Regions from separate parts of the Homo sapiens genome. Here region 1 is linked to region 2. Evidence: read pairs that join two places in POLR2A ChIA-PET (ENCODE). Cell type or tissue: PC-9. All regions are shown on one strand. Links, peaks and the distances in the headings refer to the core of each region. The heading gives the core; the rest is flanking DNA. Region 1 holds the start of SERPINB5 (serpin family B member 5). Region 2 holds the start of SERPINB12 (serpin family B member 12).

Region 1 (16,550 bases), core at 5,736-13,735, 72 kb before region 2:
TAGCGCACCATACACAATTTGCAACGGTATATCTCTGTCCTGTGACAAGGACAGGAACCTCCTCACTAGATTCAGACTTCTCAATTACTGTACAGCAGGCAGTTGGAAGATGACAGTTGTTTTCTTTTTCCTCCGGGTTAGAACAATTTAGTTTACACTGATTACCTCTTATATACAGCAAAGATAATATTAATATTTATACTAAGCTTGGAACATAGTCTGTGCTGAAAGACTCCAGGTAATTGTGAGCCTGAATCAAACAAGAGATCATATAATTCTTGGGACTCAGTCTTCTGAACATCTGGGCTGGTACTTGACTTTTCCACTGTAGAGATGTTGAAGTTAAAATAATTTCAACATCTTGGAGCTGGAACATACAAAACTTGTGTTCTCCACCCAGAACAATTGCCCTAACAGCCCATAATCACCTGGTCCTCAAGTAAGTTTGCATCATCAGCACCAAACCCACTGTAGGTGGTGCTGGTGTGGGGAAACCTTCAATCAATAGAAGGTGTTTCCAAAAGGAAGAAACCTGGAAACCTCTTTCTGACATTCATTTGTGTTTCTTTGTTTTTAGAGACAAGGTCTTGCACTGTCTCCCAGGCTGGAGGGCAAGGCATGATCATGGCTCACTGTAACCTCCTGGGCTCAAGTGATCCTCCCACCTTGGCCTCCCAAAGTGCTAGGATTACAGGCATGTGCTACCACACCCAGCTAATTTTTAAATTTTTTGTAAAGATGGGGTCTCATTATGTTGCTCGGGTTGGTCTTGAACCCCTGGTCTAAAGCATTTCTCCCACCTCTGCCTCTCAAAATGCTGGGATTACAGGTGTGAGCCACTGTGCCTGGCCTAGATTTTTCTTATTTGTTACCTAACAACATCTCCTAGACTAAAACCCATTTGGTGAGCTTTATGATGACTTGGCAATTTATCTCCTCCTTGAAAAGAAAGGCTAACACCTTCCATGTACTGTAGACTTTTAGTTCATGACTCAAATGCCACATTGCTCTTTGTGCTCATTTTCTGGCATGAGGTGTCAGTTTTCCCATTACTGGGCGAGAAATCTCTGTTTAGTTTGCACCTTATGCCTCTCCTCTCTATTTAATTCTTAACTCATGTGCTAATAACCTATTAATTGGCTTTTTTTAATTTAAAGGAATTGCATTTCATTTTAGTTTTTCTCATTCCTTAACTTCAAGCTAGCATTGATTCTATGGTTGCTCAGCTACTTAGAGACATTCTTGTAATCGTTTGGACAGGGAAAATGGAATGGGAGAGGTCCTGTCCCTCTTACACAGCCTCCTCCTGCCATGAATCCACTCAGACATGCCCCACTTTCCTCTGGCTCTTTCCTCCCTGGCTAATGATATCTTCGTGTCGTGACTGATGACAGTAGGGAAACACTGGTTTGCTCATCAACTCCTGAAATACAAGAGCTTGTGAAAAGTAGGTTTATGACTAATATCAAGGACACATTATGTGACACAAGAAGAGAAAATGAACCATCTTTGCCATCCTAGCAAGTGACATATATAATTCAGTTAGGGGTATGCTCCATGATGAGGGACTCCAGGAAGGCATCTACCATGGACACCAGTCATGCTCTCCTCAGGGGGGTGAGCATGGTGTGGACCAAGTGAGTCTACATGGTGGTCTGGCTTCGTGCTGAGTCTTTGGGCTTCCCCTTCAAAACCTCCTTTGAAAAGGAAACTGATAATAAATCTTGAGAGAATTACCTTTGGTTCATTCATTTTCTTCCATTCTTTTTTTTTTTTTTTTTTTTTGAGACAAGGTCTTGCTCTGTTGCCAAGGCTGGAGTGCAGTGATGTGATCTCAGCTCACTGCAGCCTCTGCCTCCCAGGTTCAAGTGATTCTCCTGCCTCAGCCTCCTGAGTAGCTGGGATTACAGGTGCATGCCACCATGCCCAGCTAAGTTTTGTATTTTTAGTAGAGACGGGGTTTCACCATGTTGCCCAGGCTCATCTCGAACTCTGGACCTCAAGTGATTCGTCTGCCTCGGCTTCCCAAAGTGCTGGGATTATAGGCATTAGCCACCACACCCGGCCTCCAGTCTTTTTTTTTTTTTAGACAATGGAAGGCAGTATGGTATTTGTACCATCTCACTGAGTTCTGAATGTGACTTTGACTTTATTTCTTACTAGTAATTACTTAAATTTCTAATATCACTTTTCTCATTTGTAAAATGGAGATCATAATACATAACTGACTGATTTATTGTGAGGTTTGAAAGAGATAATACATATATAATTGCTTTGAAGAAAAGGCTGGGTAAACAATAACAACTAATAAACTGCAAAGCACCATAATTATGCTAATATGTGTTGTTGGTCATATTAATGATATTTATTTAATTTGAACTATTAAATGTATACTCCACTCTTTGAAATCTTAATCTCCTTTCTCACTATGAGTAAATTTCATTTTATTCTTGTTTTTCATGTTATAAGACACCATAACCCAAAGGTAGAAAGTGAAAACTTCACATAAATTGTGTGTGTGTGTGTGTGTGTGTGTGAATGTGATATGGTTAATGATTCTTAATTCTTCTCAAGCTTTAAAGACTATCAGTTTTTCTTCCAATTAAAAAATCTTGAAATATATTAATACAAATACAGACAAAAAATTTTCTGTCTATCCCTACTATTGAGGTAAAACCAATCTCTCTGAGGTTTGTAACTTCACTACAGCCTTTAGAGTACAAAAATCATGACAGTTAACATTTTTTGAACATTTACTGGTGGCAGGCAATATTCTAAGCCTTTAGCATGTATTATCTCATTGTGTCCTTGTTATAACCCTATGAGGAATTGCTAATGTCACCTCCATTTTACAGACGAAAGGACTGAGGCAAAGTGAAATGTACTAATTTGTTCAAGGCCATGGTGTCATTAATGGCAGAGTGGGAACCAGCCAGTCTCATGCTAGAATCAGCGCTGACCATTGGACCAACTGTGGTTAGTGCAGAACCTGCCAGAAGCTTGTGATTCTGAAAGTGTGGTCTGTGAACAACCAGTTCTGAACCACCCAAAGGGATTCACATTCCTGGGTCTCACCCTAGACCTCTAAATCCCAGATCTCTGAGGATTGGGGTCTGGAAATGTGAAATTTGATTGTACTTCTTCACCTGTCCTCCACACACATTATTCCTTCTTGATTCTGATGTGCAGTGATGTTGAAGGACCACTAGCATAAGGATCTTTATCTAGTTGGATAAAAAAATAAACCTTTGATTTACTTGCTGTAATGTTTAATTCTTTCTTTATAATTCAAGATATTAAAATAGCAACACCATCTATCATGGACACCACCTCCTGTCCTAACAATCATTGTCTGCACTATGACATTGTGAGAGGTAATTGATTGGTTTCTACTACTAGACTAGGACAAGTTTATTTAATGTGTAGTGTGAAAAGAACTTTGTGAGTTCTAGGAGAGGGAGTAGGGATGTACAGATAAACTGTGGTCCCTGGCCTCCCCATGGCTCAGGGTCTAGACAGGAACCAGGCATGAATGCAAATAATATAAAGGGGTCTTCAAAAAGTTCATCAAAAATGTGTATCATGCAAAAACAATGCATGGATTTCAATTTTTTTGTATCAAAATAAACTCATACTAACTAGTTACAACATGTCTAAACAGGATCTAGTTTGAAGTGCTAAGAAAGATACCAGTTTGAAAAGAGCCCCTATCAAAGCAATGTGAATTCTGCTAAAATTGAAACAAGAGCAAACATCAAATTTGTGGTGAAGCTTGAGTGCAAGAATGGTGAAATCACTGATGCTCTGTGAAAAGTTTACGGAGACAATGCCCTAAAGAAATCAGCAGTTTACAAATAGATAACTCATTTTAAGTAGGGATGAGAAGATATTGAAGATTGTGAAGAAAAAAATTCACCTTGTTTGTGCCCTAATTGAAGAGGACTAATGATTAACAGCACAAACAATAGCTAACACCGTAGACATCTCAGGTGCTTCAGCATACATAATTCTGATTGAAAAATTAAAGCTGAGCAAACTTTCTACTCGATGGGTGCCAAAACTGTTACAGCCAGATCAGCTGCAGACAAGAGGAGAGCTTTCAATTGAAGTTTTAAACAAGTGGGATCAAGATCCTGAAGCATTCTTTGAAGAACTGTTACAGGAAGTGCAACATGGCTTTACCAGTATGACCCTGAATGCAAAGCACCATCACAGCAATGGCTACCAAGAGACAGAAGTGGGCCAGCGAAAGTGGACTGGTCAGGAGCAAAGGTTATCGCAACGGTTTTCTGGGATACTCAATGCATTTTGCTTGTTGACTTTCTGGAGAGCCAAGGAACATTACATCTCCTTATTTTGAGAGCATTCTGAGAAAATCAGCCAAAATGTTATTTAAACACCAGAGAAAGCTTCAGTAGAGAGCCCTTCTCTACCATGACAATGCTCCAGTTTGTTCCTCTCATCAGATGAGGGGACGTGTGCGAGAGTTTCCGTGGGAAATCATTAGGCATCCACCTTACAGTTCTAATTTGGCTCCTTCTGACTTCTTTTTGTTTCCTAATTGTAAAACAACAACAACAACAACAACAAAAATCTTTAAAGGGCAGCCATTTTTCTTCAGCAATAATAAAAAAGGGACTGCATTGACACAAATTCCCAGGACTCTGCTTTCCTCAGAGATGGACTACATGGCTGATATTACCACCTACAAAAGTGTCTTGAACTTGATGCAGCTTACGTTGAGAAACGGAGTTTATATTTTTAATTTTTCTCTTTATAATTCAAATTTTCCATGAATTTTTGAAGTCCCCTCATATGTGGGAGTGAGTGAAGAGACAGAAGTCCAGACTGGGACTCATGAAGAAGTGTCTGTTCTCAAGTTTCTATGGGGGGCACTCTTGGAGCTACAAGTGAATCTCAGAGTCCTCCATGTCTGGGAGAAATTGAAATTGCTGGATAGAAGGACTCACTCTTAAATCCCATTTTAGGAGGCAGAGACCGGGACAGAGTTCTCATCTGCAGAGTCTAGCTCAGTGCTTTACATACCTAGCACAGGCTGATTCATACATCTCCCCCGCCCCTGCCAAATGACCTTCGAAGACTTCATGAAAATGTCCTCCCTTCCCATGGGGTGGGGAGGTGATGGGGATGGTTAATGTGTACAAGAAATAACTAGAAAGAATGAATAAGACCTAGCATTTGACAGCACAACAGGGTGACTATAGTCAATAATAATTTAATTGTACATTTAAAAATGACTAAAAGAGTATAATTGGATTATTTGTAACACAAAGAATAAATGTTTGAGGGGATGGATACTCCATTCTCCATGATGTGATTATTACACATTGCATGCCTGTAATAAAATATCTCATGTATTCCATAAATATGTACACCTACAATGTACCCAGAAAAATAAAAACTAAAAAATTAAAACAAAATTCCTCCCTTTCCAAGTAAAGCCAGCTGACTTTGTGTTTCTGAGGCCTGTAAATTCCTGCATTCTCTCTCCTCTTGAATTGGATCCTGACATCACATAGAACTAAGTGCTTATTAGAGGAAAAAGTATTTCATATCAATATATTTCTATATAACAATTATAAATATATTTCATAATTGCTATTATATATAAACATATATAGTTATATATTTTATATAATATAAATATATGTTTTATATAGTTATATATTTTATATAATATACATATATAAATTTTATATATTTTATATAATATACATATATAAATTTTATATATTTATATATTTTATATAATATACTTATATAAATTTTATATATTTTATATAATATACATATATAAATTTTATATAATATACATATATAAATTTTATATATTTTATATTTCATATAATATATATAAATTTTATATATTTTATATAATATACATATATAAATTTTATATATTTATATATTTTATATAATATACACATATCACATATTTATATATTTTATATAATATACACATATCACATATTCATATATTTTATATAATATACACATATCACATATTCATATATTTTATATAATATACACATATCACATATTCATATATTTTATATAATATACACATAGCACATATTCATATATTTTATATAATATACACATAGCACATATTCATATATTTTATATAATATACACATAGCACATATTCATATATTTTATATAATATACACATAGCACATATTCATATATTTTATATAATATACACATATCACATATTCATATATTTTATATAATATACACATATCACATATTCATATATTTTATATAATATGCACATATCACATATTCATATATTTTATATAATATGCATATATCACATGTTTATATATTTTATATAATATGCATATATCACATGTTTATATATTTTATATAATATACATATATAACATGTTTATATGTTTTATATATTTATACATTTTGTGTGTGTGTGTGTGTGTGTATGTATATATATATTTATTTTTTATTTTTATTTTTTTAGAGACAGAGTCTCACTCTGTTGCCCAGGCTGGAGTGCAGTAGTGCTATCTTGATGGACTGCAATCTCACCTCTTCCCAGGTTCAAATGACTCTCCTGCCTCAGCCTCCCAAGTAGCTGGGATTACAGGCACCCGCCACCACGCCCAGTTAAGTTTTGTATTTTTAGTAGAGACGGGGTTTCACCATGTTGGCCAGGCTGGTCTTGAACTCTTGACCTCAAGCAATCCACCCTCCTCGGCCTCCCAAAGTGCTGGGATTACAGGCATAAGCCACTGTACACGGCTGTATTTTTTATATTTGATACAGGAATAGGCTTATTTAATCTCAGATTAGGGTCAAGAATATAACGTTTAACACGTGGATATAGTATGTTTGTTAAGAATGCTACCTGGATTTAAATCGGGTTCTACCATTCACTAACGTTGTGACCTGGGGGAAGTTACTCAATAGCCCTAGGCATCTGCATGTTTTTCCTTTTCATTTATAAACTGGGATGAAAATAGACCTTACATAAAGTGTTACTGCAAAGCATGTATAAAAGGTCTTCCTCGTATGACTTTAAAAAATGCTCACACAAGGCGCTGTGGGTGTATGTTCTTCACCATTTGGAAACAAGGTTTGGACTTAGTGGAAGCAAGCTTGCTTTAGCGAAGAGCTGCGCTTCTCCTTGGCACATTTCAGTTGCATCACCTATCAAGGCAGAGATCATGGCCTGCAACTGAGTCAGCACACTGGCTGATGGTACAGAGGAGGAGAAGGGAGGAGGAGGGAGAAAGAAGTCAGGCGTGTTCCCATTTGAGCAGCTCTCCCCTGCGGGGGCTGACACTCTCGGAGGTGCTCCTGAGCACCCCAGAGCCCCGGGCTTGGGCTCTCCTCAACCCGGCTCACCTGGGGTGTGGGTGGCGGTAGGGGTGGTGTGCCAAGATGACGTGCTCATCTCAGGACGACGTCAGCTTCTGTTGTGCAGCTGAGAGGTCTTATGCCTCACAAAGATGCTCTGGAATTTCCACTGCTTAAGAAATGCAACTTTTTAATCATAAGAAATGATATATGGTGATTGTTGAAAATTTGCAAGATATGCCAAGGATATGGAAAAATAATCTTTAATTTTGCCAGCCAGAAATAACTATTATTAAAATTGTTTAGGCCAGGCGCGATGGCTCACACCTGCAATCCCAGCACTTTGGGAGCCCCAGCCGGGCGGATCACCTGAGGTCAGGAGTTTGAGACCAGCCTGGCTAACATGGCAAAACCCCGTCTCTACTAAAAATACAAAAATTAGCTGGGCATGGTGGCACATGCCTGTAGTCCCAGCTACTTGGGAGACTGAGGCAGGAGAATCCCTTGAACCCGGAAGGCAGAGGTTGCAATAAGCCAGTAGAAATTAGGAGCTTCTGCTTCTTGTTATAAAGCACTTAAGGGTTGCTTAATTTTGTATTAGCAAATTAGATATTTAGAGGACTTGAAGAAAATATATAAAATAATTTTTTTTTGAGACGGAATTTCGCTCTTGTCACCTACGTTGGAGTGCAGTGGCCTAAGGGATTTGTCACTCAATTTTTTGCTCAGATATGCCTTTACGCATAGTATTAAGCATTTTATTTATTCATATATATTTTTAATAGAGACTGTGTGTTGCTGTGTTGCCCAGGCTGGTCTCAGACTCTGAACACAAGTGATCCTCCTGTGTTGGCCTTCCAAAGTGTTAGAATTACAGGTGTGAGCCACCGCGCCTGGTTAACGAAGCATTTTAGAGGCAAATTGTGCCACTTCTACTATCTGGTTTTGGTTTAACTCTGGGGTCCTGTTTAACTCTATTTTTTTTCACTGTGGTCTTTTTTTTTTTCTCTTAAGTTTGCTTCTTAGAAAATTTCACACAGCCTGTTTTCTGTAATATAGTACAGTTTATCATTTAATATAAAATTTCTTCTAGACAAACACCAGAAGTTGAAAAGACAAAAAGTATGAAATAAATCCTCAAAATAGAGTAGTTAGGAAAAAGAATTATAAATCTGGGGCTTTTAAAATAGTTTTTTTTCCATCTCAGTCAGAAACTTTAAAGCAGTCACTTTATCTTCCCTGACTCAGTTTCTCCACAAGTGAAAAGACATAATAGTCCACAGTGACTAGTTAGGATCCTTTATAGTCAACTGTGAATGGCTGGAAACGTGGACAGCTAATATGATTCCACTATTGTATGGGAGAGGCATCATGTGAATTAGTGGGAATCACCTTTATTAGTGAAGAAAAAAATCACTTGATGATTTGTAGGAATCCGGGGAGAATGCTGAGAATTTGTGGCTGAAACTTCTCTTAGGAAAAGAGAGAGATTGAGTGAGAGCGAGAGCGAGACAGAGAGAGAGAGAGAGAGAGAAAGCGAGAGGCACATGCTAGAACAAAGCTCCTTTCATTTGTTCCTGGGAGTGGCTGGGTGTGTCAAATCATCCCTCAGCCTCGATGCTGAGTAATCAAGTATAATATTTGCAAAGCTTCAACCTATAGGTAAGAAAAAGCACCAACAAAACAGTCTCCTAGGTTATTAAATATTTAGTCCAATGATTACTTGTGTTGAACTAGAGGAAGTTATTGCTTCATACAATTGTATAATGAATGAATGAATAATTCATTCTTTGAGCTATGTATCTCCCCTCCAAAAAATCTACTCTTTTAAATATATAGTCAATAAAATGGTTTTTGTGGCAAATAAAGAGAGGGGAAAACATTATGGATTATTTTTGAAATTATAGAGCAAATGCTTTTTCCTACAAACAGGTGTATTCTTTGTCACTAAATTTTTTTAAATAAATCATTTATTTGGTTGGGTGCGGTGGCTTACGCCTGTAATCCCAGCACTTTGGGAGTCTGAGGCAGGTGGGTCACAAGGTCAGGAGATCAAGATCATCCTGGCTAACAAGGTGAAACCCCGTCTCTACTAAAAAATAAAATAAAAAAAAAATTAGCTGGGCATGGTGGCGGGCGCCTGTAGTCCCAGCTACTTGGGAGGCTGAGGCAGGAGAATGGCATGAACCCAGGAGGTGGAGCTTGCAGTGAGCCGAGATCGTGCCACTGCACTCCAGCCTGGGCGACAGAGCGAGACTCCGTCTCAAAAAAAAAAAAAAAAAAAAAAAAAAAAAAAAAAAAAAAAGAATCATTTATTTTACAAATGTAAAGTGTTTGGGATGAATCAGATGTACTGGTCTTCATATACAAAGAGAACTGGAGGAAAGGTAGCTGGTATTTAAGGAAATGTCAAACTGACTTCAAATTTTGGGTTGAATTCATCCTTAGTTGAATTCCTGTCGGGTAGGGTTATTTCCCACTCATTCATTCTCTACCCACTATGTGCTAAGTACCCACTATGTGCCAGATACTATTCTAAGTTCTTGGACTACATCAGTGAAAAAAACAGACCAAAAAAATCTGCTTAGATTTCAGCTGAAGGAGGCCATCAACAGTAAACATAATAAGTGAATTGTATAGTATATCATATAGAAAACTATAAAATCTGGCCTTATATCTGCTTCTTATAGGTTCAAAGTTCATCAAGAAGAAGGGAGATCAAAAATACTCTGGAGTTGACTATTCATGGGCCCACATAAAAAGCTTTTCATGAGGCAAGAGACTGAAGATTATAACAGGATAATAACACCATATTGTTATTTTTATGTTGTTGCTCTCTGAGTTATTAGTATGAGTAGAACCTTTTTTCTTATAAGTCTGATGCTTCTAAGTCCACTTGTTAACATAATTGACATGACAACTTTGTTCTTTCCAGGCATTTCCTTCAGGATGTATGTTTTTTTTTTTTTTTTTTTTTTTTTTTTACAGTATAACAATTAGTGTAGGTATCTGACTTATAGAAATGCAAAGCTAAACTGTAGTCGGCTTGAGATCCATAGTTAGGTCTTATTCTGGGTCTTGCCCAGGGTCTGACACACTCAAAAAATGCTTATTCAGTCAATCACAGACTCCAATCAAAATGTCCAGTTAAAACAGGGAAGCAGAGTAGAAACCTATTGAATGCAGAAGACTTTATTGAGGCCACTCTTTCCTAAAATTAATCAGCAGGCATGTTCTCCAGAAACTAGTTTGAAATTCTGTAATTTAAAAAATGTGAACTGCTTGTATAACTCCATCCTCTCCCACTTTTCTGTTTTCTAGTGTCTTTTTAGGTAGAATTCTAAAGAACTTAAAATTTTGGCTGCCGTGGAAAAGAATATTACTGGGAAATGGGTCTTCTCAGTCAAATAGAATCACAGTTTTAATACTCTTTCCACTGAATGGGAACCACTTTTTTTTTTCCTGCAATTTTGCCTAAATCAACAGTGTGTTTTGTCAATGATGTTACACCTGAGACTTGTGAGTCCTTGCCTTACTTGGGTTCAATGAGAGGGTGAGAACATTCACGTACAGGGTCTGACCTCCAGAGATACTTCAACAAGTGAAAGCTTTTGACAGGAAATGTTCTGTTTAATCTTTTGTTAACATATCTGTCCAATATACCTTGTATCATCCCAGCTCTGGACCTCCGTTCTCAGGCTTAAATGGTCTCCTGATGTCCAATGATGCTGCCTCCATGATCCTTCCCCAGTCATAGCCAGACTGAAAAGGTCACACCCATCTCTGAACTACTTTTGTCATTTGCACCTCTCTTAAGTCCCTTATTACATGCCTCCAGATACTTTCTTTTGTTTCTTGTCTTCCTACTGTACCCTTTGGGGAGAGGGAACATGTCTTATAGCCCCAGTCGAATGGTGCCTCTAATTTTCACCCAGTTAGAATCACCCAAAGGCATTTCACTTTGCTAGAACTTCCTTGGGTATTGTTGAATTCCTGTCATTGGAAATGTTTCTGCCCCGGTTGAGCAAGCACTGAACAGGAGTGTTTTAGAGGGAATTAAAACTTCAAAAAGGAGAATAGAGAGGCTCTACCATTTAAATGCAAGTCGCTTGAAATCTGTAGACCACAGTAGCAAGCACGAAGCAGGTATTCAATAAATGTGGTGAATTCAATGTCAATAACATGCTCCAGTCTTTTGTCCACTATTCCCCGAGCCTACCTAACCAATGGGCAAAGTGGTACTAATTGCCATCATTAGGAAGCACATGCTATGTGTCAGAAAGTATGTAAGAATTGTCTCTTCATCCATCTCTGTCTATATCTCATTTTATCGATCTTATTGACAAATGAGAACTATATATAGATCTCATTTTACAGATGAGGAATCTGAAGATAAAGGGATTAAGCAATTTGCTCAGGATTTCTCAAGCAATGAGTGGTTAGACTTAGTTTGCAAATTTATGACTCTGCTCCCAAATTCTCATTTTCCCTCCTACAGCTGGATAATAGAATTTTTAAGAAGCATCCTTCCACACCTCCTCACCTATGACCTTCCCTCCACTTGCTCCACTGATGCCTAAAATTCTGTTTTTGGAGTTCACTTAGTTTATGACTTTGATTCTGGTTAACATTAAAATACCCAGGACATGGGGGAGGGGAAGCTGTTATCAATCTTAGTTTAGTCAGTTAATATAGCGAGTTGCTCTTATTCATTACTCAACAAGCACTTATTGACTGCATACTGTACATCAGGTCTGTACCAAGCTTTGGTGTTATAAAAATGAATGAAGTTTGGCACTTACCTTTAACATTGTTGTAGTCACATATAGGAGAATGTAAGAGATTATTATGAAACAATGTAGTAAATGTACAATAGGGAATTCTAGATAAGCACAGCAGAGAAGCAACCAGCTCCGTTTCAGGTCCTTTCCTGAGACTGATTCGGCTGGAAGGGAGTAGGTCCCGCCAAATGAAGAAGCTGTGGGAAGACAGGAGGACAAGAACAGGCTCCACGAAGAGATTTCAGAGCAGAGCTGCGTACTCCTTTTTCTTTTTGTTTCTTTTGCTCTGTCACCCAGGCTGAAGTACAGTGGTTAGCTCACGGCTCACTGCAGCTTTGACCTCCCAGGCTCAAGTGATCCTCTCGTCTCAGCTTTCCAAGTAACTGGGACCACAGGCATGCATCACCACACTAGGCTATTGTTTTACATTTTTTGTAGAGATGGGGTCTCACCATGTTGCCCAGGTTGGTCTCAAACTCCTGGGCTCAAGCAATCCGCTCACGTCAACCTCCCCAAATGCTGGGATTACAGGCGTGAGCCACCGCGCCAGGCCTGAGTAATCCTAATCACAGGATTTTAAAAAGAAACTTCCTGCGCCACCCATTAAACAATATCTCCTACCAATTTGGTAGTAAATATTTTGCTAATAGTACCTAATTTTTAGGTAGGCACTGTGTTTATACATATATCCATTCCTTCTTTTTTGATTGTCTTTCTGTTTAATGGGCAGCTACCTCTCTTGGCATCTAGCAGAATGAGCTGCTGCAGTTTACACAAAAAGAATGGAGATCAGAGTACTTTTTGTGCCACCAACGTGTCTGAGAAATTTGTAGTGTTACTATCATCACACATTACTTTTATTTCATCGAATATTTCACCTTCCGGTCCTGCGTGGGCCGAGAGGATTGCCGTACGCATGTCTGTACGTATGCATGTAACTCACAGCCCCTTCCTGCCCGAACATGTTGGAGGCCTTTTGGAAGCTGTGCAGACAACAGTAACTTCAGCCTGAATCATTTCTTTCAATTGTGGACAAGCTGCCAAGAGGCTTGAGTAGGAGAGGAGTGCCGCCGAGGCGGGGCGGGGCGGGGCGTGGAGCTGGGCTGGCAGTGGGCGTGGCGGTGCTGCCCAGGTGAGCCACCGCTGCTTCTGCCCAGACACGGTCGCCTCCACATCCAGGTCTTTGTGCTCCTCGCTTGCCTGTTCCTTTTCCACGCATTTTCCAGGATAACTGTGACTCCAGGTAAGCAAGGTGGGGTAGCAGGGCTGGTGACTTCCTTTTTTCAGGGAAATTCATAAATATCGTTATTTGAGCTGATTTGAGATGGTGAACAAAATGGACTTAGGTCCATTTTGGGGCTGTTTTCAAAGACGGGCTGTTGGGTTGAGTACTGTCGCCTCTCATCCCCCATGTTGGCAGTATTTCCAGCTCCCAACCCTTTGAGCACCAGGAACACTGCAGAGGGAGTAAAATCACTTAACCATACAAGGTAAGAATATGAAGAAGTCACGTGGCTCGGAGGTTTTGGTGGTAGAGGGGTGCAACCGTGATTCACGGAGGAGAAAATACTTCTGAGGACATTTTCAGGCCTACTTTGGAACTCAGAATGAATTTTGCAATGCTAGTTTCAGAAAGGGTGTGGTACCCGCAAACTGGGGAAAGTTGAGAAGTATTGGTGGGTCTGGCTGGCTCTTCTCCCTGGCTGACGTTGTAAGGCTGAGATTTAGGCATATGGACTGCCCTTCTTTTTGGCATTTTTAAGCATCAGATCGCTGTTCATCTACTTGCAACTGCATTCTTCTAAGCGGAAATTATTCTCCCTTCAGTTTTCTGGGTTTCAGCATAACTTTAAACAAGTTACACATTTCAGATGCATATTCTTGGACTTATAAATTGTAATAGCTGCTTGTAGTTTCTTACTCATATGCTGTACACTTTTTCTTATGGCTTCATTTAAGCATATCATACTAAAAACCAACATGCCAGGCTATTCCAGAGACTTGTAACCAGATCCTCAGAGCTGGGGGCTCTTAGACATATTTCAGCCCAGCCCCCTCATTCTGTAGATGAGGAGCAGAACTCACAGAGGTGATCTGGTGTCCAAAGGCACACAGCTTGTAAGTAGCACCGCTGAGATCAAATCAGGCCTTCACACTTGCAGCTCGGGATGTTTCCACAACACCGTGGGTTCTGTTACCATCTTTTTCATCCCCTACATCTCCCGGGAGGTTTTCGATAATGGGTTCCAAACCTCAGTCCCTGTCAGTTAGTGTAAGTGTTCGATGAGTTCCTTCATGGGTGGAGATGAAGCCTGTCTGAGGAAAGGAGTCTCCAAAGGAAATGAGTCAGCAGGTTTATATCTTTGCTTCCTAACGCCTTGAATTGTGCCACTTCAATCCCTCTGGGTTGTGGATTGACTTTGGGGCTATGCAGTCTCAGCGATTTGGGCCATTCTGGTGTGGCTGAGTCTGGCTGTAAGTTTACTGCTTGGCAACAGTGGGCTGGGTCAGTGGTCAAGATCAGGCTTCTAAAGAGACAGGAGCAGCTATGATGCTTCAGAGCAAAGCAGACGCCCCCCTGCCATGGGAAATTAAAGCAATTACTAATAGCTGTATTGTACTTTCTTGCCCACAAAGCACTTTTCATATACATTGATTCACTTAATCACTTCGTTTAGTCCTCATAGTCTTTCACATTGCAGAAACTTCAAAATATCCTATTTTCTTAATCCTGCACATCCTTTGCTCCTCAAAGACTTAGAATGTGGACAACAGAGGTTGTGTTTTTTGGCATTCCATTACTGATATTATAATAGGCAAGGTTTCTCATGGCATTCCCTAAGGACTGGTTATACCAAATACTTGAGAGATGTTTTTCACCATGTCTTTCCATCTTTAAAATGAGGCAGGCCAGGCTAAATGATATCTACGATACTCTGACACAGTAAAAACGTAGTTTTTTTTTTTTTTTTCTTGAGATGGAGTCTTGCTTTGTCACCCAGGATGGAGTGCAGTGGCACGATCTTGGCTCACCGCAACCTCACCCTCCCAGGTTCAAGTGATTTTTCTGTCTCAGCCTCCCAAGTAGCTGGGATGACAGGCACGTGCCACCACGCCCGGCTAATTTCTATATTTTTGGTAGACACAGGGTTTCACCATGTTGGCCAGGCTGGTCTCGAACTCCTGACCTCAAGTGATCTGCCCGCCTTGGCCTCCCAAAGTGCTGGGATTACAGGTGTGAGCCACTGTACCCGGCCAAAAGTTAAGGTTTTAAGGGATGAAAAAACTATACTCATAGCTCTGTTTAAATATGCACGCCCGTGATGTGTGGGTGAAGAGTGTGGTTGATGGTCTATAAGTAAAATGAACATATATTGTTCAAATCAGGATATGTTTGAGAGTAAACGGGGCACTGTTATCAATGTCAAGACAACAGACATAAACCAGGATTGTCCCAGGCAAAGTGGGATGTATATATCCTACCCACAGGACTTTTTTCTCACCTAAATGGTCTAAAGACAAAAAATGTGAGGACCATTGGCTCAGATGCATAAAAAACTTAGGAAATCTTCATACAAAGACCAGTGACAAGCTATAAGTCTAGAGAAGTGAGCACGGCCCTACCCCCAGCCCAGTACATGCGTCTCCATTCACTGGGGCCTCTCTGAATTGAGTCAGTTCTCCCTGTCCCACGTTTTTGCAAGGCTAACTCCTACTTATCCTGTAGGACTCACCTTTAATGTGACTTACTCAGTTGTCACTGTCTCTGAGGAGGTGTCACTGAGGTTTCTAGTATGGGGGGTCTGTCACTCCTGGGGATCCCATAGTGACTTGGGTGCTCATCAAAACACTTAAAACAGTCATCATACCACTAACTGACAGCTCCTTGGAGGCAGGGGCTATGTCGTTTTCACCTTTTCTTAATGCTTACCCTGACACAAATTAGGTACTCAGTTAATACTTACTAGATGAAAGCAACATCATACCAAGAGTTTACAACATAAGTGGCAGAAAGGGAACAAGGGCTTCTTCAAGTAGGAAAATCATAGGGAAGAAGTTTTGTGTCGATTGAACAAACCATGCAGGATATGTTGATATCTTCAAGGGGAGACTTCAGGACATGCAGGATTTTTGGAACTCGAGAGACTTCTGAGAGAACAAATGCCAGCAAAGATGCAATTAACAAGAAAGCAGGTGATCAGGTGTGGCGGGGAAGTGCCAGGCTGGGAGCTAGAAGCAATGAATTCTAGGTCTGGTTTTGCCACTCTCACTCCCTGCGTGGGTGGCCTGGGAGACTCACTTCATCTTTGTCTGCCTCATTTTCCTCATCTGTAAAATGAAGAGGTGTGGCCAGCCTAGATCCTCTCCAAGATCTTGTCCCACTTTCAAGGTTTATAATTTGCACAGATTGCGAAAGCAAGGTACTTGGAA
Region 2 (16,550 bases), core at 3,261-11,260:
AGGTTGTCACATTTATTAATTTACACTTAATGACTAATCTTCAGAAACCATTTAATTAATATTATTCAAAAATAACATTAAGTCTTTGCACTTGGAGATGAGGTTTAGAGCCTGAGGGAGCACATTTGGATCAGTTGAGAGTAGGTGGAACAGGTATGAGACTGTGGTGGGATGAAGGCTATGGATGAGGCTTTTCTAATATATAGGAGAAATTCCACCAGATGCAAATTTCGGATCTGTCTTATTCACTTCTAGATGCATCTACCATAGTATTTAATAGGTGCTCAATGATTATTTGTTGAATGACAACTGAGTGTAAAAATAACATGGAAATAAGATATGAAAGTATGGAAGAACTTTAGGCACCAGGACTTCTGCTGGAAGCCTTGATCTGTTGAAAGCAACATGTCTAGCACTTTTCCTAGAAAACTACTTTATTAAAATATAATTCACATGCAATAAAATTCACCCTTTTAAAGTGTGTAACTCAGTGATTTTAAATAAATTTACAGAGTTGTACAGCCATAACCACAATAAATTTTAGAACATTTTCATCATCCCTAAACAAAACTCTCTATATTAGCAGTCCTCATTACCCTTCCCTCTAATCCTGGCAACCACAATAATCTACTTTCTCTCTTTATGGATTTGCCTATTCTGGATATTCATGTAAATGAGATTGTAAAATATGTGGTCTTTTGTGACTTGCTTCTTTCACTTAGCATAATGTTTTCAAGGTTCATGTATGTTGTAGCATGTATTAATACTTCATATTTTTAAAGGCCAAATAATATTCCATTGTGTGAATATACTACATTTTGTTTATCCATTTGACAGTTGATGGATATTTGAGTTGTTTTTTCTTTTTGGCTATTATGATTAATATTGCTATGAACATTTGTGTACAAGCTTTTGTGTGGACATAGGTTTTCATTTATCTTAGGTTTATACCTATGAGTGGAATTGCTGGATCATATAGTAACTCAATGTTTAGCATTTTCAGGAACTGCCAGACTGTTTTCCAAAGTGGCTGCATCATTTTACATTTCCACCAGCTATATATGATGGTTCCAATTTTTCCACATCTTCACCAAGACTTGTTATTGTCTGTTTTTAAATTATAACCATCCCAGTGTGTATAAAGCGGTATCTCACTGTAGTTTTATTTTGCATTTCCCTAACAACTAATAATATTGGTCATTTAAAAATGGTGGCTGGGAGTGGTGGCTCATGCCTGTAGTGAATTCTCCTTGAAAATTTCCCCTTTGTTTCTGGCCAATATTTAAATGATTGGGATCCACTTGGGATGGCTGAGACCACCAACCTTTCTCTCTATGAGAAGAGAATGAAGGTTCCTCCCTGACCAGGGTTATTTCCTCTCTCCAACACTGTTTTCCCTTTATGACCATGACTCTTCTTGAGGTCTCCAGTAGCTATCACTGGCAACCATAGCCAAGGCCCTCCCAAAGGCTCAGTCAGAATGGATAGGGGGTGTGAAAAAAGAAAGCATGGCCTCTATATTCCTGTCCAACTTTTCAGTAATTCTAAAAGTGTGCTAAAGAAAATAAAGTCTATTCCACTTCCCCATGTCCCCTGAAAAAACAGAAGCAAAATGCACAAAATTTCCATACTTTTTCAGCAAAGCTGAATGAGCACCAGGAGGTGCTGCATGTCCCAGTGATTTAATCCCTATTTCTCCAGAAGTAGGAAGAGAAGGTTCTAGATATATGATATAGGGATATGGGAGGATTGTTTCTTGGGTCTCGGTCAAGGAATTAATGTCTGTTCTCTCAATTTATCAATCTATTACCTCCACTCATCAGGTGCCCCCCACCCCACCCCGCCTGCTTTCAAAACAAAACAAAACAAAAGCAACAGCAAAATCTTGTCATTTTTTGTGGGCACGTACACCAATGTCTGGCATGGTGGGGTTTGTCTAAAATGAGTTATATTCCCCAAGCACACTGGGAGGTATGATATGGGGCCATTACCCTCCCAGAAACCCTCCTGATAGAAGGGAGAACCAGCTGGGCATTATTTCCATGTATGTTGTTTCTTTTAGATTCCATTTTGTGCACAACTTTTACAAAATAAATTAAGTTTTTGAGGGTGGTCTTCTTTCTAAGTTTTTCAATGGTGTGTCCTATAGAAGTCATTGCTGGGTGCCACTGGAGACACTTAGTACGTGGACATAGAGAATTGCAATTGGGTGCTAGAGTCACAGGGAAAATAACACAAGAAAGGTAGGCTCCAACTTGTCTTTGGTTTTCCCCTAAGAATACTGAGAAAATTAGGTGGTTACACCCTGTTTCCACTCCATGGTGAGAGACTAGCTTGAAGGATGCTTAAAACTTGGCTCAAAAGAATTGTAGAATGTCTAAATAGTCACTTGTCTGATTGTGCAAATGAGTGATTTATGTTAGAGGAGTTGTACAAAATGCTGATCTTTTTCTTTCCTCTCCTGAAGAGAGTGGAGGTTGGTTACTAGGTTTTAGGAGAGGAAAATGGGATGAAAAACAAAATAGTGCAAAGGCAGTACATTCCATGCATTGCTGATGGGATCTCCCTGGAGTACAATTCAACACGATGCATTCCAGCTTAAAAATGTTCATGCATTTTTATCCTGTAATTCGACACCTAGATATTCTATGCTAAGGAAATCATCTGAGATTCAGATAAACTCTTAAAATCCCACTGCTGATGGGATCTCCCTGAAGAACAATTTGATACAATGCATTCCAGCTTAAAAATGCTCATGCATTTTCTCCAGTAATTCAGGACCTAGATATTCTATGGCAAGGAAGTAATCTGAGATTCAGACAAACTGTTAAATCCCACTGCTGGTGGGATTTCTCTGGAGTAAAATTCAACATGATGCATTCAAACTTAAAAATGTTAATGCATTTTTATCCAGTAATTTAACACCTTGATATTCTATGCTCAGGAGATCATCTGATATTCAGATAAATGTGTTAAAACCAGATATTTTTAATAAAACTTTGTATATAAATTAGAAATCACTTAAATGTTTAATTAATAGGAGAATGGATGTCATTAACATAGTCACTCAAATAATTCTTATGATTGGAATTTTAAAATATGAAGAAGAAATATCTAGGTTTAAGTATTAAATGTTAAAAGGACACAAAATTACAAATTAGTATGAGCTCAGCTATGTATAAAGTGTGTGTAGAGAAAAGGAAATTGTGGATTTTGATGGGCTTACAAATTATCTTTACTTTTCTTTACGTTTTCAGTATTTTTAATATTGAAACATTTTCTCAAATGACATGTACTATTTAAAATTCATTTGCACTCAACTACCCCAAATTTTCTACCATCTCCCTAATTCAAAACTTTTATTGCTTTGACAATTATATTCTCAATTATACGATTATTCTGTGGGTTAAAGCTGGTTCATGGGAACCCAATTTCATGCTTGCAAGTTGCATGCCACTCGTTCCCTCAGATCCTCTTATTACCTGGTTTATAGGTTAGGCATTCACAACTTTAACACCCACAGCACCATAGGGCTTTCTCATATAGTGGGGTAGGGTCTTCATTTTTAATATAATTGCAGACAGTGTGTGCTCCCCAAGTTATGATCCTCACTCAATCATGATGCAGGATGGGTTTTTGTAGATTTTGAGTGTACTGTCCTAAAGTTACACTTAGAGACAGGACCCTCAAGAGGAGGAGGCTTTTTGTGGAAATCCAAGGGCATGGCTTTGCTTTAAGACTGCAAATTGAACTAAATGCCCTCAAAATATCTCAGAAAACCTCCAAGCATGCATTATTTTTCTTAACCAAATATGAACCACGTTTTGAAAAAGAGCTGATGTTGTTCTATGATGATAGGTAATATCTAGTGAGTTTTGCAGGTGAATGAAGTCTTCTGAGGTATTTGTACTGAGAGAAGTAGAGGGAGAAAGAGACAAGGAAATGGGATGGGGTGGGACAGAGGCAAATGGGGATGGAGGAGATGAGGAAGACAGAGGTGAAGAGAAGGAACAGAGACAGAAGGGAAGAGGGGAGAGACACCTTTTGTTTATTTGCTAGGTACAGTCTGAGATGCCAGAAGAAAAAATAACTGGTGAGGATGCTCAGGAAATTATCCTAGACAGCTGTGGAGTTGCAGTCATGATAGAGTAGCTAATAACAGTTGATAATACCTGAAAAGTCTAGCTTCACACTTGACTGAGAACCTCACAGTTTTGTCACTACTCAATTTATTTGATGGTGTGCATTGGGATAGGCGATGAAAAATATTCCGCTTGGGTTTTGTGTATTCTGTTATAAATTATGAACTCATGTGTTACACAGTGGCTGGAGGGCTCTGTAAGTTGTTTAGGGAGAATAAGGGACAGAGATATGACACTTCCTCTTTACTAAGGCTCTAACCCCTAACCTGTGTTTTTCCCACTGTTCCCCTCTAAAGGAGAGGCCCTCATGGTGGAACGGTTTGTTCTAAAGGAGTGATAATGTAGAGATAATCACTTTAACTTAAAATTCATTGAATTGATGGCCATAAATGCATGTCTTATTTTCCCCTTCATATGTTAATTGTCCTGATTCACAAACCTGTATTTAAAGTGACAGAATAGCTTGCTCAATGCCTCTCCTTATAAGTTTTCACAGGCTGTAGGACTTGCCTGGTTCCTCCTCTGCTAGATTGATTTTTGAATTGACTTTATCAGAGCACAGACCTTAGCTGGGGACAGCCCTCACTGGCTTCCAGGTATGTGCTGGGAGGTGGACAAGCTATTGTTGGTAGAGATGCCTCTGGGGGCTAGTTGTCCTGGTAGTGAAGCTATATGTGTTGCAGGTCTTCATTCTTGGGATCAGAGAGTCAGGGAGGTGCTAACGTTATTTTGCTACTTTCTTTTTTAAAAACTTTTATTTTAGGTCAGGGTGTATGTGTGCAGGTTTGTTATATAGGTAAATTGCATGCCAGTGGGGTTTGGTGTACAGATTATTTTGTCACCCAGGTAATAAGCACAGTACCCAAGAGGTAGTTTTTCGATTCTTACCCTTCTCCCATCCTTCACCCTCAAGTAGGTCCCAGTATCTGTTATTCCTTTTTTATGTCCATATGTTCTCAATGTTTAGCTCCCACTTATAAGTTAGAACATGTGGTATTTGTTTTTCTGTTCCTGTGTTAGTTCCCTTAGGATAATAGCCTCCAGCTCCATCCATGTTGCTGCAAAGGACATGATCTTGTTCTTTTTAATGGCTGCACAGTATTCCATGCTGTGTATGTACCACATTTTCTTTATTTAGATCATGCTGCTACTTTCTAGCATTATGATTATGAGCAACTTAAGGCCTTCTCCAAGTCCTTGTTTTCTTATTTGTCATATTGGGATAGTAATGTCTCTCTTCCTGACTTATTAGGAATGAATGAGATAATGGGTATGTAAGGGCCTGTTACATATCAGGTCCTTGAAAAATGTTTATTGTATCTAAATGCAGGTCATCTAGTTGGACTGTAAGCTCCTATTGCATGAGGCATCATAAGTGCAGGGACAATGGCAGTCCCCTTTACTAAAGGCTCTAACCCTAACCTGTGCCTTTCCCACTGATCCCTTTGAAAGGAGAGACCCTCGTAGTGGAATGCTTCATTCTGAAGGAGTGATAATGTAGAGATAATCACTTTAATTTAAAGTTCATTGAGTTGATGTATATGCAGTGCCTGACACATTATAGGCACTTGATACATAATTGTTCAACAAATGAATGTCTAGGCTGTTATTTTACTGTAATACTGAAGGGCATTAGGGTTTTGCTTGGGGTTAAGATCTAATCAAAACATACATTTTATTTATTTATTTTTATTTTTATTTATTTTTTTTTTTATTGAGACAGAGTCTCACTCTGTTGCCCAGGCTGGAGTGCAGTGGCGTGATCTTGGCTTACAGCAACACCTCTGTCTCCCCAGTTCAAGTGATTCTCCTGCCTCAGCCTCCTGAGGCAGGGATTATAGCCTCCTGTAGCTGGGCTTACAGGCGTGCGCCACGACACCAGGCTAATTTTTGTATTTTTAGTAGAGATGAGGTTTTGCCATGTTGGCCAGGCTGGTCTTGAACTCCTGACCTCAAGTGATCTGCTGGTGTCAGCCTCCTAATGTGCTGGGTTTACAGGTGTGAGCCACTGCGCCCGGGCAAAATGTACATTTTAGATTTAAGAAAATATGTTTCTTGTTAGCATATTACAATATTTATTGTATGTAAATAGAGGTTATATATCTAGGATATAAAAACTTCAAAGGTTTTAAAAACCATGGTATTTCATCATTTAAAGCAGGGATCAGCAAACTTTTCAGTAAGGGGACAGATAGTAAATATTTGCAGCTTTGCAGGCCATGTGATTTCTTCTCCACTACCACTGTTCAACTCTGTCATTGTAGAGCAAAAGCAGCCATAGACAGTAATAAATGAATGGATGTGTTTCGTTCCAATAAAACTTTATTTACAAAAACAGGCAGAGGGCTGGATTTGGCCTGCAGGCTGTAGTTTGTAAGCCATGATTTGAAGGATGAAGTCCTCATTTACAGTTTTGGAAGAAATAGATAATGTTATAAAGATTTGGCTAAGAAAATAAAGCTTTGTGCAATACTAATTCTATGTAATTATATTAAAAACGTGAATAGTTGTAAACACATAAGAGCTTGGAAAACCATATTATTATTCTTATTTTTTTAAGGGCGAGAAAATTGAAGTTTTCATGATGTAGTTGCCTGAGGTCTCAGGCTAGTAAGATTCAGCCCAGGGCCTGCTTCTTCTGATTGCAAGTTTACTGCTTTTTCTATGTGTTCTTTGCTGTCTCATAGCTTTGCCTGTCTTTGATCTCTATGTCTCTGTCATATTGGGGTGGACAGCTGACATTTTTTCAATCCTGGAGATGTCAGTTTTGAAGCTGAAAGAACTAAGGGCTTTGGATATCTTAAGAGTGATTGCAAGTTTTGAAATGAGTTTGTGTTTTAGTCTTTATTGTTGTTTTAATAGATTTTTTCCTCTTTTTATGTGTTATAAGACTCTTAAATTTGGAGGATACAAGATAAACATCAGGAAAACTGTCTGCTTTAGATAAAAGATGCATTTTTTCATTAGGTTGAAAGTGTCTATGCTGATATTTTTCCTATAAACATGTTTTCTTTTCTCAATATTGGGTTTTAAAATTAAATGACAAAGAGCCCCTTTGTAATATTTCAAAAATACTGCCTTTATCAGTAGGGGAATATTAATCATATCATTTTGCATCATAAACTGGCAAAGACTTTGATTGCTGAATCATTCTGGCCTCCTTAAATTTTTAATTCTAGGCAGAAAAAGGCTAATTGCTGAAAGATTTATTGATTGGCTCATAATTCTTGCTGAGTTGTAACATACCTAGGAGGAATCATCTAGCTCTATACTTGATGAAGTAAACATTATTTTTACGGCCTGTTGACATAGAACTATTTTTTTTTTTTTTTAGCTTGCCTTGAATAGCACTGTCAGGCTAGTTGACCTCCAAATTTCTTTCAAACCCTAGTGTAATTCTCTGGCACTTGAAGTCACGGGTACTAGAGAGGCTCGCTTTCTTCAGCCATTCAGTGATATATTACATGTGTAAAGTACCAAATGCAGCTTGACATTTAGTAAGTGCTCAAGAAATTCTCATCCCCTTGTTAGTGATTTATCAAGCTACCTTAATGTTTAGCTACATTTAGTGTCAGATTTCATCTTCGCTCATTGAGCAATCGCACCACACCAAATTTTTAGGCTTGTAGGGCACAGTCATCTGTAGTTAGATCTTTGTTGAATTATTTAAGAGGATAAACAGATGCAAATCTAGATTAAAGACATTCAAACAAGTTTATACTCTTCTCAGGTACCCAGAAGCCCAGTGAAATTTGAATATTATCCCCCAACAGTAACAGATGTGACACCTACTTCCAGGAAGCCAGGCAAGAACTCATCCTGTTCTGAATATGAATGGTATACCCTTTTGGAAAGGCTATGATGGGCAACATGAAGTAGTAATCAATGACATAAAATATTAAATAATTCACGTGTTAAAATTTTCCAAACTCTTGCAAATCATAACCAATGACTAGACTGGTTTTTAGAATTTTGTGGAAGAATTTAGAAAAAAAAATAATTATTTTCAAATGATCAAGGAGTAAAGAAAACTAACAGCACGTTTCTTTTCTATGCTTACTATTGATAATTCAGAAAAACTCTGGATGCTTAGTCATTAATTTCCACTGGTCAATATCTTATAAAACTTGTTTTATTTATACACTAGCTACATAAGTAGTTTATATTTTCCATAAAGGCCATCTCTCCATTTTAGAAAGTTTTCCTTTGAATTTCTCTACACCTAATGTATTTGTAGGGTCATGGTTCAGATAATATTGTTGTCTGACAACAAGTTAGAAAAGGAAGATAAAGGGCTCAGTAGGAGAACCAGGTCAGAGAGGGGTCCTCGTTTGTCCTTAAGACATGTCAGTTCCTGGAGTTTGACTCTTCCTAGCTTTCTCCTAGTTGCTCCACACTTTTTGCCCTATCCACTGACCCTCATGTTTACAGTCAGTAACATAACACGATTGTAGAGTGCTAGAACCAAAAGTAACATCAGAACATGCTTTGGCTAAGTTTAAAAAGTTTTGTGTTTTCAGTTGTAAAATATGTGTGTCAATAATCAAATAATAATTCTCATCCCTACCACACACCTACTGCAGGAAAGCAAAAACTTTGAAGTAGCTTAGAGCACATTTTGCAAATCCTATGTAATAACTTAGAAAGATTTTAGAATAATGCAAAAATTCAAATATAAGAAATCATCTAAGACAATGTGTATATGAAGTAAAATACATTTCTGCTTCATGGTCTTCTAGTATAGAAATTTGAATTGAAAAGTGTGAGCCAAGTATTGCTTTGAGGGCTCTATAAAATTGGAAAGAGCAAAGAAAATATAAGCATATTAAGTTAAATATTCAATGTAGTTAAAAGCATAGCATTTGTTTTAAAAATATATGCCACTCTTTTCTTTTCCCTTTAATCTATCAATGATGATTTTACTCTGGATTCCAAAATGGCACTGGAAAAGTTCCACAGAGGGAGGGGCAAAGTTGATATATTTCCATTCCCGACAGGGTGTGGAGGGAAGCTTACCTGACCAGCTGTTAGCAGCAACTCTGAGGGCAAGAAGGTAAATGCTCGAATTGCCTGATATAATTTTTAACAATGAACACTGAATTGGAAAACCATTTTAAAGGATAGAAACCCAGAGGAGATGTGATTGAAATAGAAGGATATACTTGTTTTTATTAAGTCAAATACTTAAAAAAAGTGAGTTAGTTTTATGATGTTTTGGATTTTCTGCAGATGTGGCAGTCATCACTGGGAGATATTAACAATGCTTGTCACCTCGCTCAGCCCCAACCACCTGGTCAGATGCCTGATGTATATGATTGATTTTTTTAAAATGTAGATGTTTGAATAACTTTTTAAACTTTCACATACTTGACATATTGTATTTTATCTTTTAATGAATTATTTCTGAAACATAAGATGGTATAATATTTAGAATATCTATATTTTAAACAATGTGAGTTAGATTTTTTTTTTTTGCACCATAAGTTGGAAAACACTTTCGATGGTATTGTTCACAAGTATTTCTTTGTTTTTAGATATTGGTTATTATTTAGTTTGCTGTAACCTGGTTTGAATATTTGTTCCAGCAGAATAGCATCTATTTGTGTAAAGTTTGAATTTCATTCTTGAGTTGTTAGTAGCTTTGTGGGAATTATAGAAATTATAAGACATGAAATATTTTTGGAGTATAAATATTTTTCTTCCTACTATATATAGGAAAAAACAGTTTTACTCAGAATATTTTGGGTTGTTAGAATGTCTATCTTGTCTAAACCTTTACATTTTTACTATAAGGGAAAATTGTAATAAATGAACTTTTTCTTATACAGTAAATGAATTTTTTTTATATTGCAGTAAGTGAACTTTTTCTTATATAGTAAAAAATTAATAAAAAGCTGATTCTCTTATGCAGAATCTCTGTTAATTACAGCTTCCTGCAGGATATATAAAGTTAATATGAAATGCTAAATAGTCTTCTAACATTTCAAACATTAGGATTATCTACAATGAAAAATGGGCAGATGACAGCAAATCAATCCATAAATATTATGAAGGGTTCTCATGTGCTACCATTGTGTTCTTCACGGATGGGTACAAGGATGAATTAAAAACACTGAACCTACCTTCAAGACAATTATGATTTGGAAGTAAAGACATCAGTATAAAAAATAATTACCTTACAGTGTGATAGAGGAGTTAAGGGAAACAAATGTTGTATGGTTATTGTATACAGTGGTGACTAATTAACTCTTTAGAGGGAGAGGTTGGAGGAAAGTGGAAGAAGGTTTTACGTGTGTAACAAAGCCAGAAGGAAAGAAAACAAGCAAAATAGATCATTTGTTGATACCTCAAACACCATAAAAATGGAAAAAAATACCTTTAAAAAATTAAAAATGTTACACATTTCAGATAGTCAGTATTTAAAAATGTATCTTCAAAGCTAACAATGTAAGTTAAAATCTTACAGGAAAGATTTTCTTTCTTGTAAAAAATTGAAAGTAGATGAGGTTTTAAAATTAAGTTGAAAATACATTACCCTCAAGGTTTTGAAGTGATAGAAGAGAGTGCCAGAAAATATTGACAATTTTCAGTAAATAAGAGTAAAAACAATTCTATAATAACAATAAAGAAAATAAAGGAAGGTAAAACAGGGGAAATTTTTTTAAAGAACAAGTTTGAAAAACATAAAATGTTTATATAATATGAAGAGTTCATAATGATCCATAAATAAATGATCAAGACCTCAATAGATAATTGAAAGATGAACAAGAGACAGTTAATATGTGAGAATTTATAAAGAGAAAAGAACACATGGAGAAACATTCAAATGTTAGCAAGTATCAATGCCATGTAAATTTAAAAATAATACAATTTTCTTTTTATTTTTTAAGTTATTAAGAATGGCAATAATATCTGAAAAAGGTGATTATGATATAGCAGTTTCATCTGTAACTTTTGGCTGACAGTATGAAAGTTAAAAATCTTTATAATATTTGACCTAGAAATCCCATGTTGAAGAAGATACTCTGAAGAAATAATATGAAGGGAGATAAAAGCTATATTTATGACAATGTTTATCGTAGAATTATTCATATTAATAAAAACTGGGAAGCTAATTTAAGTATCTAGCAATATGATGTTAGTTTAAACATTTAGATAAGTCAGTATAATGAGATATTATAAGGCCATTAAAAGAACATCTATGAAGACAGTATTAGGATAAACACTTAAGATGCAATTTGAAGTGAAAACAAGTGAACATAAAATGTTCATATAAACAGGCACGTACACACACATCAATGCAGTGATTGAGAGATTGGAAAGCACACGGAAAAATAAAGGCGATTTATTTTTCAGTATTGTGAGGGCAAAATTCCTCATTACTATTATTCTGCCATCTGTATAACAAATTAGACCTTGAGAATAAAATTCCTTCTTCTACTTCATTAGAAGTTAAATCGTGAATCCCTTACTTGGAAAATATTATAGGCAAAAATATGATAGTATTTGTATTGATATAAAATGAATTTTTTTCTTTTTCTTCTGACTAAGAACTGCTTATCTTCTCTTTCCTATATAGCTATGGTCAGTAGGAGGTGACATTGTGGATAGTACATGGGAGCTATCATGTAAGTCACTCCCAATTAGGCTACGATTGTTTGCAATCTATTTAGGATACATTTGCACAGATTTCAATGCAATTTGAGAAGGATTTTTTGAGTAATTTTTCAGTCTAGAGAAGCAACCCCCATAAAGATTGTAGGAATCTTTGGAGGACAAACTGGAGCTTGAGATGTGCCTTCCAGAGAGGGAGTTCACGGCCGTCCTGAGATGGACTCTCAGTGCTAGGAGGTCCTTTCTACAACCAGTGGTCTTGGTAAGAGACACAAACAAGACATGGACCTGCTGGTGACATCTGCATCCCACAGAGCCACATGGTGGTCACTCAGGACATGGCTTTTGTGAGCACAAGTGTTATCTGCTCCAGAGGGTGGCCTGGTATAGGAGGAAAGAGGTAGCTTTGAAATCACACTGAAAGAACTGATTTGCACACCACTTGTGCCACGTAGTGGTTGGAAGTACAATGAAAATTATTTCTAACTTACAGGATTTTTTGAAAAATAGAGACAATATTTGTGAAATGCCAGACATATCACAAGCTCAAACTGAACAGTAGCTATTAGTAGTATAACATCATTGTGGATAGAGTTAGCACCAATTACTTAAGCTGAATGAATTTTGGGAGACCTTACTATTTTAAAAGATTATTTCAAGTCTGTTTGAAAATAATGATGACTGAAGTAAATTGCATACAAGTTTTTCAAGTTGTAGCTCACTAAGAGGCAGCCTGTGTGAGCAATTGCCTTTAGACTCAATCAAACAATAACTTCTTTGTGTGGTGGATATTTTCCAGAGTAAACACCAAATACGGCCTGTGAATGCTTGGGGAGCATTCCCTAAATGCATCTGGGGCCAAAATTTCATTTTGAAAAATTTCTCTTCAATTTTCCATATACAGTACTCTTAGCTATTGTGTTAGGCACTAACTTGCAATGTCTTAAAATTAAATGCCATGTTTAGTAATACATCTACAATACATTTTAAAATTAAACTTTATACATATATACCTGCATGAACACCCACACACACATTAATACATAAGTGCATAAGAAATAAGTGTAAGCTTAATGTGTAACCAACACTCCAACCAAAAAAGGAACCAGTACCAGCTTCCTAGAAGGCTCCTTCATGCCTAGTTTACATGGTGTCCTGAGGCCGGCTCATACCAGCTCACAAGAGCTGATTTTGTGCATTTTTCCCAACTCTGGGTACAATGGTGTCTTGCTGGCAGTTTGAAATTAACCTTAATGGGGGTATTTACACCATAGAAATCAGCAAACATTGTGAATCATGGATTTTTGTTGACTTTTGTGTTTTGGGAGACAGTCTGCTACTGTCCCTACCTGTGGCTAACCACAGTTCTCCCCACTCATTCCTAAGGATAGCCACTCTGTTGACCTCTAAAACTGCAGATTAGTTTTGCCAGTTTTGGAACTTTATGTAAGTGGAATCATACAGTATGAAAGTTTTCGGCCGGGCGCGGTGGTTCACGCCTGTAATCCCAGCACTTTGGGAGGCCGAGGTGGGCAGATCACGAGGTCAGGAGATCGAGACTATCCTGCCTAACACGGTGAAACCCTGTCTCTACTAAAAATACAAAAAATTAGCCGGTTGTAGTGGTGGGCGCCTGTAGTCCCAGCTACTCGGGAGGCTGAGACAGGAGAATGGCATGAACCTGGGAGGCGGAGCTTGCAGTGAGCCAAGATCACGCCACTGCACTCCAACCTGGGCGACAGAGCGAGACTCCATCTCAAACAAACAAACAAAGAAACAAAAAAAACAAAAAAAAGAAAGTTTTCAGGTATGATTTCTTTTTTTTCTTTTTTGAGATGGAATTTCGCTCCTGTTGCCCAGGCTGGAGTGCAATGGCACGATTTCAGCTCACTGCAACCTCTGCCTCCCAGGTTCAAGCGATTCTCCTGCCTCAGCCCCTCAAGTAGCTGGGATTACAGGTGCATGCCACCATGCCTGGCTAATTTTGTATTTTTAGTAGAAACGGGGTTTCACCATGTTGGCTGGGCTGCATGTATGATTTCTTTTACTCAACATTATCTTATGATGTGATGTGAGATCCATGCTATGTGTTTATTCTGCTGATGATGGACATTTGCGTTGTTCCTGAGTTTTGGCTATTATGAAAGTGTTGCTATGAACATATTTGTACATATTTTAAAAAAATTCTTAAGGTGATTTTGCTACATACCTTTGAGAAATCTCTCTTACAATTACATTTTGGTATTGTAATATTTAGATCTCTGCCTTTCTATTTCTTGCTAAAGTGGTCCTATTTTGAATCCAATTGATTTGGAATTTGTGATTTAGTCATTACTGTTTTCAAATTAGTGTCCATGTAAAAGGCATTATTGAAATGCCAGGGATTTGGTCTATGTCCTATTGCTCACCGCACAGAGAGGCAATCACTGAGACAAGTGTTGCCAGGGAAGAAGGCTTTAATCAGATGACGTCAGCCAAAGGGATGGGGATAAATCTCAAATCATTCTCCCTCAACTTACTAAAATGGGAGGTTTATATAGTGGGGAAGAAATGTAGCTACATATGGGAAAATAAGGATTAGGGAGGGGAAAGAAAATAATCAAGACGAGTGTGGGTTCTGCTATCTCTTTGTGTGCATGCCATGATGTGAATTTCAGTTGCTTGATACTCTCTGGGAGGCCTGCGAATGGGTTTCCTGAAGAAGTAATTCAGATACGACAAATGTAAGTTTCAAGCTTTAAGACCAGGAGGGTCAATTTCTATGTTTATTCAAAAAGACCATAAACTCATTTCTATGGAAAATTAGGCTGGTTTCAAAGGGATTTTTGATGAGAACAAGACAATTAATCTTAAATTTCTTTCTCTTTTCTTTTTAATTGCAACAACATAACATAACATGATTTTTACTAACAGTCTAAGCTTATTTTTAATAAATAAAAGCAATGTTAAAAAGCTTTAAAGTATTTTTAAAGTGTTATATTTTAAAATTGCCTATTTGAATCTGTGTTATTAGCATAATCAAATCTTAATGAGTGCTTCCTACAAAATACTCTTTTCCCTTTTCTATTTCATTTTGTAAATTAATATCTTACTCTTCTATGCGTCTTAAACTCTACTCCTGAATCTGCGAATGCATTATCTGCTCTGTTAGGTCATAGATTTCTCAAAGGCAGAGATTGTGTCTTGTTCAGTTCATCTTTTATATATAGTGACTAACCCAGTGGGAGAACTTCATAATTAGGTTGGTGTCAGATTTAGGCAGTTTCTAATTTAAAAAAACTGACTCACCCCCACCCCCCAAAATAACCAAGCAACCCTTCAGAAGGTGGTTAGCAGATGACATTTTAATCTAGTCATTAAATGTTCATTATTTGCTATGTTTTAGACTTGTATGTAAAGCCAGGAAAGATCTTCCTATTGTAAGGGCTTACATATAGTCATAAAACTTTAACAGCAACTGTCCAGCTGTTTTTTTTTCGTTGTTTTCTGTTACTATTGTTCTCTCAACTCCCTTGGGAGGTGAGGCAGCATTAAAGCTGCACACAACTGTAATGAAAGCTTAGAACCAGGTAACACTCAGAAAAGGGAATTGTTACTGGGGTGAGAGCATCACAGTACTCCTGGAAAGTAGTTCACAAAGTTTATAGAAGCTTGATGCAGAAACAGGCAGAGAGAGTTTTGGAGTGTTCTGTAGCCCACAGAGTGAGTAAGTGTAGTGCCAGAATTAGAATGGAATGGAATGTGAAAAACTGTGTGATCTAGGAGGAAGCAGCCCTAGGCATGAGGAAGTCTTAGCCTTGCTTTGCTTCTGGACAGCTGCATGATTGTTGCAAGTCACTTCGCCTCATTTGGCCTCAGTTTTTTTTATCTTGAGAAGTAGGGAGTTGGCCTGCATGAGTAGTCATGTCCTTTCTAAAGCAGGCAAGACTCTGATCATTCAGTTCTGGGAGTGCTCATGCTAGAAGGCAGAAGGGGTGAAGCCAAGTGATTAACTGGAACATTTGAAGAGCCAGGTTGGGATCATTCAGTCTTTCTAACCAACCCCTTCTTTTCCTTCAATATAGTCAGGCTCTTGTCTTCTTTTAATAGTGATGGCCAAATTGCCAGGATTCCCTTTACCTTCTCCTCCTTCGAGCTGAAGATTTTGATCAAACATTAACCTAAGTTATACAACAAAGGTTTTAAAAAATATTAGACTACATTTCACACAAAATTTTATCATTAATCGAAAGCCTGTGAAATCCCCCCAACTCAGACCATCTTTAATTTGTTGGTTTTCTTTTCTTTGTTAGTAGACTTGTTACTAGATGGGTAATGTGAGCTATGTGTAGAGAAAATCTGTTGGACATCAAGATGTTTACCAACATATGCAAAGGTAGCTTTCTGAGTTGTGAGGCATTATTGAATTTCCAGATACATCCAGGACATCCATTACTCAAAAAACACCCACCAATTAAGGCATAATGCTCCTGAAAACACTCTGGTGATCTATGATTACCCTGAAATTAGTTTGAAAATACAAAGTACGTCTCAAACCCAGTTCCCAGATGCAAGATAAGAACTGTGAGTTAGGTACAAACTTGGCAGAAAGAAAATGTAGCAATAAAATGGACTATAAGCTGAATAAGGGGGGAGAGTACCCACATACAGCAGGCATGTGTTTGATCACCTATCATCAGTTGAGGGGCAACTTAGAAACGATAGATACAGTAGAAAGATTACTTAGTTTGGGGCCAAATATATGTGCTATTTGATTATGCAGTTTTCTTTTCTGAAAAAGAAGGAATGATCATA

The links. Peaks named below come from ENCODE experiments on the same cell type or tissue, not always from the same donor. Only the 100,000 strongest peaks of a DNase experiment are listed, where the experiment ranks them.
Region 1: POLR2A ChIA-PET joins it to region 2 with 18 read pairs; 3 of 35 experiments call an interaction of 5 or more read pairs at or near these places.

The regions. Positions count from the first base shown.
Region 1 is chr18:63,463,684-63,480,233 of GRCh38, forward strand. SERPINB5 (serpin family B member 5) reads left to right here and starts at 13,275. Exons shown (of 7, transcript NM_002639.5): 1 at 13,275-13,362. RefSeq lists enhancers at 3,502-4,701, 12,024-13,223. In PC-9, for the core only: no CTCF peak of the experiment used is centred there; DNase peaks (open chromatin) are centred at 8,938, 13,168 and 13,638; H3K4me3 peaks cover 1,941 bases; H3K27ac peaks cover 4,444 bases.
Region 2 is chr18:63,537,755-63,554,304 of GRCh38, forward strand. It overlaps SERPINB12 (serpin family B member 12), which reads left to right and starts at 4,615. Exons shown (of 8, transcript NM_001307928.2): 1 at 4,615-4,738. In PC-9, for the core only: no CTCF peak of the experiment used is centred there; no DNase peak of the experiment used is centred there.